2 separate regions of the Homo sapiens genome follow, and region 2 is linked to region 1. The links are chromatin contacts, found by Hi-C or POLR2A ChIA-PET in ENCODE. All regions are on one chromosome and are shown on one strand. The core of a region is the stretch at or near the end of the contact, and the rest is flanking DNA. Distances in the headings are between cores, read along the strand shown.

Region 1 (5,203 bases), core at 2,237-4,736:
AGAAAAGAAAAATCCATCACTGAAAACTTCAGTTTGCAGTTTGAAATAGTACAAGATTTCTTTATTTCTACCACCTAACACATATTATTAAGTAATCTCATTACATTTTTGCTATTGAAGAACAGGATCTTTTTAGATGGTTGTTTCTGAAATTCATGGGATAGAGTTCCATTTTGCATATCATCTCAGCCTGTCATCCTGCCTGTTTTCTTCCTTCCACCTATTGTTTAGACATTTCTTTGTCCATTGACACCTTTCTCAGGGGGTAACCGGTGGGAAGGAGAAGGCAAGGAAGAACAGAGGTGAAAAACCAATGTGTACCTCTTACTACTTTATAAGAAGATATTATGGAAAATTTAGATGAAATTATATTTTTTGGTAGTTTTCCTTCATAGACAAATTCTGTATTTATTTAATAAATAGCACAATTCCAAGCTTTTTATGGGAAAATATAGTAGCCACTCACAATCAACTCATAATCTATGTGGAGACTTGAGGTAGGTATGAAGAAACAATTAGAAGATAATAATTGAAACAACAGACAATTAAATACTAGATTGTTGAATATAGAGCTAGTACTATCGGAATTGAGAAGAAAAGAAGTTTGGGGTTAGAGAAATGGGTCTTGAGCCTGCCTTTCAGGTCAACAAGCATGTGTTGAGTGTCTCCTGTGGGCCAGGTGCTCTGCTGGAGCATTTACCTTTAAGACCCCAGATCAATAGGGTCTTAAAAGTAAATGCTCTAGAGACAGATATGGGAAGAAGCAAGAGGGAAAGAAGTAATAAGGCATTTGTTTGATTAGAGGGTCTACCTTGGGGAATATTGAGAAATAAAATCCAAGTAGCAAGATGAGTTCAGTTGAAAGAGAGCTTTGAGATCAGCGAATTCACTCATTCAATTAAAAATATTATCAAATGCATATTATGTGCTAGGCTCAGGGTTACAATTATAAGCAAAGGGGGTAGGGTGGGGGAAGACATTTTCTGCCCTTATGGAATTACAACTATGTTAAATGTAAAGGAAAGTGACATTGTGCTAAAAGATCCTACAATAGTAGGACTTGACTTAGAGGAAAGGCTTCTATGAGAAAGTCATGATTCAGATCTGGAAAATAAGTAGATATTAATAAGGCAAAATGTATGGAGGTAAGGGAGCCAGTAGAACATTCTAATAAAAGAAATGACAAATGGAAAGGCCTCATGGTGGAGGAAGCATAATGAAAAATGAGGATGTGGGGGCCAGATCATGCAGGACCTTTTTGGCAATGTTTAAGGAATTTTGGCTTTAGCTTAAGAGTAAGGGGAAGCCATTGAAGAGTTCTGGGCATGAGCTCTTGAAGAGTTAGTATCAGGATCATGAAAAGATCCCTGTAAGATCTTCTTATTCTGGAGAATAAGAAGGGCTCAAAAGATATTTAGGAGTTGAAACTTAAGGGACTTGGTATAATATCTTGGTGTGAGGAAAGGAAGATAGCAAGGATGACACTCAAGTTCCTAACTTGGAAAACAGACAGTGGCGCCATTCCTTGCAAGAGGATCAGGTTTTAGGTTGTTTGTTTGTTTGTTTGTTTCCTTTTCTTTTGGGGGAGTGGGGGGAGGTTTATGAGTTTGGTTTTACATGTATTGAGTTTGAGATGTCTTTGAGCCATGTAAGACATGTGGAGAGGTCAAGTAAGTCATTAGCGGTGTAAATATACTTTGAGTTACTTGGATGTATTTTCTTGACTAACTGGTAGAACGCCTAATTGTTTACAACTCTGATCAGAGATGTCTAGAAGGAGCTCTTTTAATACAAAGCTGGAGCATTGTTGACTTGTCAGCTCTGCTATTGCAGAGCAAGACAGGAAAACCAATAGCATAAGAACTAAAATCTATATAAAAACGAAGAATATTGTCATATATTTTGTGAAACAGACAAATGAACAAGAAATAAAGAAAACAGAAAAATATATATAAAGGCCTATTGTGTCTTACTATGAAAGTAATGCTTAACTTCTTCACTAAATGAGCCTTCTCTGAGACTTCCTTTATATTACCACTTTCTCTAATATTCACCCCAGTAACAGCCATTCCAAATGTGAAACTTAAGTGATAAGAAGAGCTCACTGGTTGGGTTACCTCAAATAAAATAAAAATAATGTGAGCATCTTACACAATCCAGGTTGAAAGCCAAGTTTTACCTCCTGTGAAGTCTTTTGCGTTACAAACTTGGTATCTTTGCCCTTTAAGCCTCAACCTCACGTAGTATCTTTTCTGGACAACAGTCTATTTTTGGTTGGCCTTGGGAAAAGGAACTGATAAACATATTCTTTAAAAATGTGGTTCATTTCACTTTCCTAAGTTAGGCAGTGTAGCAGGGTATTAAGGAGCCAGGATATAGGGATTCAAATCCTGCTTTTGTCACTTATTCTCGATAAGATTTGAGGCAAGTTTCCTAACCTGTCTTTCTCATTTTACTTATCTGTTAAATGGGGGATACGTATAGTACCTATTGCAGAGAGCTTTTAAAAGGGTTAAAGTAGTTAATACACATTAAGCCTTTTGAATAGCAAGTGTTCGATAAATATTATTAAAACTAAAATTTGAAGTTTTTATAGAAATCAATATTATGTAAGTGATGCAATCTTATTTTATTAAACCAAAATTGAAATTTAACTGCAGTATATCAGGAAGAATCTAAATATTACTTACAGTGAAGAAGATGCTGGTCAGAACGTAATTACACTCAGGTATGAATGAATGATGGAATTGCAGGTATGTTTTACTAAATGGTATAGCTCATGAGTCTCACACCCAGGTGAATTCCCTAGTGCTATAGGATTTGATTCATTTATGGTCTCCCATTATTTATACTGTATTTGTTCTTCATTGATTTTATTCTTTGCAGTCGGATACTTCTGGAGACTATGAAATCACACTCTTAAAAATCTGTGGTGGAGATGACTGAACCAAGAAGATAATCTCCAAAGGTCCACGATGGGCTTTCCCAACAGCTCCACCTTACTTCTTCTCATACTATTTAAGAGAACAAGCAAATATAAACAGCAACTTGTGTTCCTAACAGGAATTTTCATTGTTCTATAACAACAACAACAAAAGCGATTATTATTTTAGAGCATCTCATTTATAATGTAGCAGCTCATAAATGAAATTGAAAATGGTATTAAAGATCTGCAACTACTATCCAACTTATATTTCTGCTTTCAAAGTTAAGAATCTTTATAGTTCTACTCCATTAAATATAAAGCAAGATAATAAAAATTGTTGCTTTTGTTAAAAGTAATTTCTTTGTTTGCTTTCAGAGCTTGCCAACATTGTTTGATGCCTGGTGCCAACAACTAATATTTTAAAACATGTTTCTGTATAGAAGCTGTTACTGCTTCAGTTTATCACCTTGTTAATCACACTTTTTTGAAAGAAAGGAATAAGATGAAGATGTATGTGACCCTGGCCTACCCTTTGTAGTTGTGATCAAGCTATAGGAGTGGTAATGCATGATAAGTTATTTCAGCTTTCAGAAAACATCTGCTGAAGGATTAATCTAACCACTTCCTGTCTGAATGGCAAGCATGAATTATGGTTGCTTCATGCTAAATACTACTTTCCCAGAATGGGCATTTAGAATCAAGCCTCTAAGGTTTCCTTTTCTCTTGAGTTGGCAAAACTATGCATTTAAAGAATCCATCATGCCATCTTTGAGTGGGACCTAATATGAAATACCTTGACTGATATGAAATAGATAAAGTGAAAAAAATTCCAGTTAGAGTTATTTTCCTGGACCAGAATAGAAATGATCGTACTGGCCATGTGCAGTGGCTCACGCCTGTAATCTCAGCACTTTGGGAGGTTAGCAGGCGGACTGCTTGAGCCCAGGAGTTTGAGACCAGCCTGGGCAACCTAGTGAGACCCTGTCTCTGCCAAAAATACAAAAATTAGCCTGGCATGGTGGCACATGCCTGTGGTCCAAGCTACTTGGGAGGCTGAGGTGGGAGGATTGCTTGAGTCAGGAAGCTCATTTGGCAAGTTAGTTCTGTAATCAATACTATAAATGTCAGTCATAACTAAGATGATGGCAGGAGATAATGAAAACAACTACTTAAATATTTGGGAGATAAAATTGAGTAAACATGGTATTCAAAGTTACCAAGTGTCAGTCAAGTATGCCTTCACGATTTTAGTGTAAGTGATTTAGTGAGTAAGTATATCACGAAGCAATAAATCAATGTTAATACTCATAGAGTGCTTACTATGTATTAGGTACTATGTTAAACAGTGTAGTATATTTTAATTTGTTAATCCTCAAGGCATCTTACAATGTAGATACCAACACAGATATAGAAATGGAAATGGAAGCTTAGAGAAATTAAGTAACTTGTCACTGTAAGAGCCAGGTAGTCCAACTCCAGTGTCCAGGCTCTTAACCACTGTTTTGCCTTAGAATTTATCCCATCCCAGGGCCACTGTAGTTTTCAATGCCTAGTGCTTAGATTAGAACAGTGCTCAGCACATAAAAGGCATTTAATACAGTGAATCTTTATTTTAGATCTCATTCATCCTCAGAGTTGTTATACCACTTATGTATTAAGTACTTTCTGAAACAAAGCATGGTTACATGTGTCAATATTTCCCCTGTTTTGCAAGTGAGGAAAATGAGACTCAGGTTAGGTATCCAGCCCAGGGTTACACAGTGGCAAAGCCAAGGCTTAAGATCCGGGTCATCTGGACTTTAAAACTTATCTGTGGCTGGGCAAAGTGGCTCACACCTCTAATCCCAGCATGTTGGGAGGCTGAGACAGAAGGATCACTTGAGCCCAGGGGTTTGAGACCAGTCCAGGAAACATCAGGAGACTCTGTCTCTACGAAAAATTTAAAAATTAGCTGGGTGTGGTAGTGTGCACCTATAGTCTCAGCTACTCAAGAGACTGAAGTGGGATGATCAGTTGAGCCCAGGAGTTTGAGGCTGCAGTAAGCTATGATCACACCACCGTACTGCAGCCTGGGTGACAGAGCAAGACCCCGTCTCAAAAACAAAACAAAACAAAAAAACCTTACCTGTGCATGAGTGAGTTTGAAGAAGGTGAGAACTTGAACACAGTAGTGATCACACAAGAGAATTCTGCAGAAAAAAAAAAAGCCCCAATGAGGTAACCCTCTAACCCTTCTACTCACATCTGTTTTGCCTTGTATGCATTGGACTTCAGGCA
Region 2 (5,497 bases), core at 2,282-4,781, 57 kb after region 1:
ATGTATATCTGATTGCCTCCTTTGGAAAGGCTAATCAGAAACTCAAAAGAATGAAACCATTCATTTGTCTCTCGCCTATCTGTGACCTGGAAGCCCCCTCTCTGCTTCGGCTTCAAGGCTTCCTGCCTTTGCTTCAAGTTGTCGCGCCTTTCCAGACCCAACCAATGTACTTCTTACATATACTGATTGATGCTTCATGTCTCCCTAAAATGTATAAAACTCAGCTGTGCCCCAGCCACCTTGGCCACATGTCATCAGGACTCCCTGAGGCTGTGCCGCAGGCTCATCTTCAACCTTGGCAAAATAAACTTTCTAAATTAACTGAGACCTGTCTCAGATTTTCGGGGTTTAGAGTAGCAATGCAAGAAGGGACTAACACAACACTGCAGGAAAAGTTCTATGAAACACACTTACCTTTACTACCAGTGACACATTCTGATATTACATATTCTGTTCTATTTCATTTTTAAAAAGTGTTTGTCTGTACTCACTAAATTGATGTCATGGATAGTTGTTGTGACCACCAAAAACACTTCCTTCACCCACAGCAGAAATTCTGGTGGTCGTGTGATAAACTTGTCAAAAAGTCCTTTGAGGGTAATTAGACTCATACTTAAACCTGAATAAAATGACAGCCAACACCAACTAAAAGAAGTTCTGTCTGTGTCAATTTGGATACATTGTTTCCCCTAAAAAAATGAAGAGTGAGTGAGAATATATGAATGCTGACACCTGATGTGTTCCTAGTAATTTCAGGGGATCTTTCTGAAATGGCAAAAGTGTTTAAGAAACACCATTATAATTATTTCTGAAAGTAAAGATGTTTCCTGCAAAAGCTATTTGAGTCCCAGAGCCAATTCATTAATTGGTTTTATGTTTGACTTTTTAGAGCCCATTAAATATATCTATTTGGTTATTCATTTGGCAGCTATGCTACTTCTTTAAGAGCTGGGAATGGCAGATTGTCTATAAGAATCATTTTTATAACATGGATTGTGGTAAAAATGTGTTAGCTTTCTTGTTGATAACTACTTGTTATCAGCTAGAACCACTTTTACAGCCTGTACCATGTGAAGGCCTCACATATAAAGTCCATAGCATGTTTGAAAGTCACATGATATCTAGAAAAGCCCTGTATAAACTGGAAAGCATTGTGTAAACACAAAATATTATTATTATGCATTTTTTTAAAGTAAGAAACTCTTGCCTAAGAAGTCAGTCATCCCCATGGTTAGAACATGTCTCCCAAAGTTCATGTGTTGGAAACTTAATTGCCATTGTAACAATATTAAGAGGTGGGGCCTTTAAGAAGTGATTAGGTCATGAGGGCTTTGTCCTCATGAATGGACTAATGTTGTTATCATGGGAATGGGTTAATTGTGGTGAGCCTGGCCCCCTTTTTCTTTCTGCTTCATCTGCCCCTTTCTGCCATCCATCCTTTTGCCATGGAATGACTCCTGCCAGATGCCAGTACTATGCTCTCAGCCTTCCTGGCGTTCAGAACCATGAACAGAATAAATTTCTTTTTTTAATAAATTACCCATCTCTGGTATTCTGCTATAACAGCCAAAAATTGACTAGGGCCTTCATGAATTTTGAATGCCAATGAATTTTAATGTTTTTGTTAATGGTACTGAGTTCTATAAATGTTTTTCCCCACCCTCTAATTGATACGCACACACATGCACACACACACACACACATGCATACATATGCACATACATATTAGACTTTTAAGCCTATATTCAATACAATACAGGCTGGTTGCTAATTTACAAACCCTATTTTCTCTTTTATAAGATATATTAGAAGGTAGGTTTTCTTCTATATGTAGTTATAGTTGTGGTGTGATATGCCCAGAATTACTGTGAGATATGTTAAATGGTACAGTATAGCTTTAGTAGTTAAGGTTTTGGAGACAGAAAGACTCCAAATGCAATCTTACATTTAACAAGGTCTGTGAATTTGGGTGAGTTACTTAACCTTCCAAGCTCTGATGTTCCTCATCTGTCAGATGAGGTTAATATAATGCACCTCACAAAGATGTTATAGAATTGAATTTATCTCTACTCATTAAATTAATTTCATAATTTACTAATGGGTCATGACCACCAAAAACACAGGCTTAACCCACAGAAGAAATTCTGATATTAAGAATCATGGAGCCAGGTGCAGTGGTGCATGTCTGTAGTCCCAGATACTCAGGAGGCTAAGGCAGGAGGATTGCTTGAGCCCAGGAGGTGGAGGCTGCAGTGATATGATTGTGCCACTGTACTCCAGCCTGGGCAACAGAGCGAGACCTTGTCTCTAAAAAAAGAAAAAGAAAAAGAAACAAAGCTGATTTAAAAAATTGTGGGCATATTACAAACCTGCAATGTATGTGTGTGTGTGTGTGTGTGTGTGTCTGTGTGTGCATGTAAAGTACTTAGGACTTAGGACAGCACACTTAGTATTTAGCACATAATACCTAGCAATAGCTCAATGAATGGTAGCTTAACAACAATAACTAATGATATTACGACATGTTTATTTCATCACACCTTCACCATGAATAAATGTAGAGATCTAGGACCTAGTACCTCTTGCTTTCCCTTTGGTGCTGAAGCTTCACTCCACTGCTTCCCAAATCTATGTGTCCACCTAGAAATGGGTCATGGTTGCTGAATCGTAGAATAATAATACTGCAAAATTGCTAAATCTCTGAGGGGCGTGTGTGTGTATGTATGTGAGTGTCTGAGTGTGTGTGAGAGAGAGAGAGAGGGAGAGAGGGAGGGATATGGGGAAGGGAAGCAGTGCTTGTCTCTTTCTTCTTGCTAAAGACACTTCCTTAAAAATAAATACACTGGAAAATAATGACAGGAAACTTTACAAAATTAAAAGAGGATGTCAGGAAGTACAGGATGTGAGGTTGTTTTCATTTCTGTCAGTATTTTCTTATTCATATATATTTATAACTTTAAAAAGCAGAGAAGTTCACTATTTCTTCTACTTAAGATCAAATTTATATATAAAAAAAAGACCTGTGACCAAAAAAAAAAGAACCCACTTAATACTTTCTAGCTGCAATTAAGTATCTGATCTGACTACATTATTGGGCAACTGAATAGAATACTTGTCACACTCATTCTCTATTTCTAAAAAATGATGCAGGCCAGGCCCAATGACTCACACCTGTAATACCAGCAATTTGGGAGGCCGAGGTGGGAAGATTGCTTGAGGCCAGAAGTTAGAGACCAGCCTGGACAACAGAGTGAGACCCCATCTCTACAAAAATATTTGTTTAAAAATTAACAATAACAACAACAACAGCAGCAACAACAAAACGGTTGCATTCTCAGACAGTTCACGCCAATGTGGGAAGGATATAAAAGTAAAGTACCCTGAAGCAGCAATGGATAAGAAAAGCTTGGTCTTTTTTTAAAACAAAAATTTTTTTTATTATTACTTCTTTCCCAGAAGACAACTTTCAAACATAGGAACCTAGGCAAATCAACGAATGCTCAAAACTGAAAACCCACTTCCCCCTCTGAGAATAGAGGGTACAGAAATATCAGTACTTTCAATGCTTTAGCAGTCATGTGAATGGTGAGCATTCTATGTTTTTCCATATGCACAGCAAATGAGCACGCTGCTTGCAGCTTTTTCTCCATGAAATGGGGATCTGCATCCCATAGTAGTTACTGAGCAGTACAGTTCCTCTCCAACATTGAAACAGTTTATCTGCAAACAAATTTCTAAAGTTCCTATGTGGCTGGAAGCCAAAATAAAACAACTATGTTTTGCTGTCCTCTGCTTTGCTGAACAGATAGATGTAAAAGGTTGTAGGTGGGCTTCTCTTTATTACTGCACTTGACTTATTAACACCTTGAGACTCGAAGAATAAAGTGTACTTCATCTTGTAAAAGTTTATGATCTAAGTCAAACAATTCAAAAGGTCATAATTTAGCTCCATCTAAGGAACTTTAATTCAAAAAGACAGGAAGTTGCTTCATATTAAAAGTAGCCTCTTCTTTACTTCTTAATAAAATTCCCTAAGAAAATATTTATGGCAGACATATGTTATTTTCATCATTCCTTCCTTGGGGAAACCACTATTCCCTGCTTCCACATGGTTTCAGAGGGGCTGCCTATCACTGTACCCTACCCCCCTTCCAGCCACACTGGGAGCATAGGACACAGGCCTGGCCAACCCTAAAATTATCTGTTCCTGAAATTAAAATAGTGATGTTGAAATAGATATGTTTCTTTCCCCTGGGATGCTAAGCTAGGGCAAGAGATCCCAGAGCTTCCCTGTGCCATCTTCACCACCCTGCATGGAGGAGGTGGAGCAGGTCCAGCCGCAGAAGGAGAAAATGGCAGAGACAGAGGAGCAAAAGGAGAAGGAGGAGGAAGAGGAAAAGAGGGAGAATGGGGAGGAAAGAAAGAGGAAAAAGAAGGGGAAGAGTGGAAGGGGTAAGAAGAAGAAAAGAAGTGTAGTCTAACCTCCACAGAGCTATGATTGAAGCCAACTGATTCCTGAACCTCCTAGATACCTGACTCAACCAATTTCCTTCTCCATTCAAATTAGTTTTAATAATTCTGCAACGGAAACAGGAGGAACTAACAAAGTAGCTAGTGTTTGTTCATTCATTCAACAAATATGCCAGGCACTAAATAGGCATAGAGTCATGATGGGCAACATATAGTCCTTGCCCTCATTGAGCTTATAGCCTGGTTAGGGAAAAAAATATCACACACACACACACACACACACACACACACTCTATTGGAATATATGTATATATATTCAATTTTTTATGTTATCAGGAAAACAGTAGAGTGCTGTGAAATAGCATTAGAAGAGAATTAGGGAGCTATGTTTACAGTATCACTAGAATAATCACATTTAAAAAAAAGGAATGCGTGCATGGTGGTTTGGGAGTCCAGGTCTAACAATCTAAGAGATGAGGCAGCATGGGAGAAACAGAGAAAATGTCCTACCTGGTTAGGAGACCAGGATCCTCATCCTAGCTCCATCAAAAACTGCAGAGGTTTTCCTCATCAGCAAAGAGGTAATAGGTGTCTTTCATTATTTCTCCAGGGTTATAATGAAAATCAAATGATCACATACACCTGATTCACATTTGAAAAGAAGAGTACAGTATATGGTACTGTGGTAGGATACCAGGGTACATGTGGTAGGAAGACTAACAGGAGAACATGGTCTACCCAGTTCAGAAGGCTGGACATGTCCCACAGTCAGGTAGGAATTGAAGAGGAAGGCTGATGGCCCACTAATGGTGGATGAGAGAATTGCTTTGCATTTACAAAGGACATACGACATGCTCCTTATTTACTTATTTATTTTATCCTTTGGCGTGTTAATGAGTACATTTTAAATGAGACAACAGCTCTCAATGATGTTTAAGACAATAATTTTTAAAAACTACTTAAGGTATTTTTACTTATTGTTTCCCATATGGCTTTTGCGCCTTCTTTACAAGACATTTTAGGTCAT

What was found. A loop is a pair of places that touch in the nucleus more often than their neighbours do. ChIA-PET counts read pairs that join two places held with the same protein, here RNA polymerase II (POLR2A). Pooled maps may share reads with other maps.
Region 2: a map of PC-9 shows a loop between it and region 1 (10-fold over the local background). The contact joins two enhancer-like sites. A Hi-C loop is called at or near these places in 8 of 168 maps with a recorded cell type or tissue (B cell, CD8-positive, alpha-beta T cell, GM12878 and 4 more), 22 of 37 single-sample maps with no recorded cell type and 16 of 50 pooled maps. POLR2A ChIA-PET finds 5 or more read pairs at or near these places in 8 of 52 experiments (B cell, BJ, Caco-2 and 5 more).

Annotation. Positions count from the first base shown.
Region 1 is chr4:78,607,170-78,612,372 of GRCh38, forward strand. ANXA3 (annexin A3) reads left to right here. Exons shown (of 13, transcript NM_005139.3): 13 at 2,887-3,278. The coding sequence ends at 2,946. Among named protein-coding and RNA genes, the nearest start is that of LINC01094, 36 kb to the right of the region's middle. Within about 2 kb of position 3,487, at least 2 of the 41 ENCODE cell types and tissues checked have a DNase peak (open chromatin) inside an H3K27ac peak, as active enhancers do; they include B cell, where a contact is called at or near this core.
Region 2 is chr4:78,664,365-78,669,861 of GRCh38, forward strand. All of the region lies in intron 2 of LINC01094 (long intergenic non-protein coding RNA 1094), which reads left to right. Among named protein-coding and RNA genes, the nearest start is that of LINC01094, 21 kb to the left of the region's middle. Within about 2 kb of position 3,532, at least 2 of the 41 ENCODE cell types and tissues checked have a DNase peak (open chromatin) inside an H3K27ac peak, as active enhancers do; they include B cell, where a contact is called at or near this core.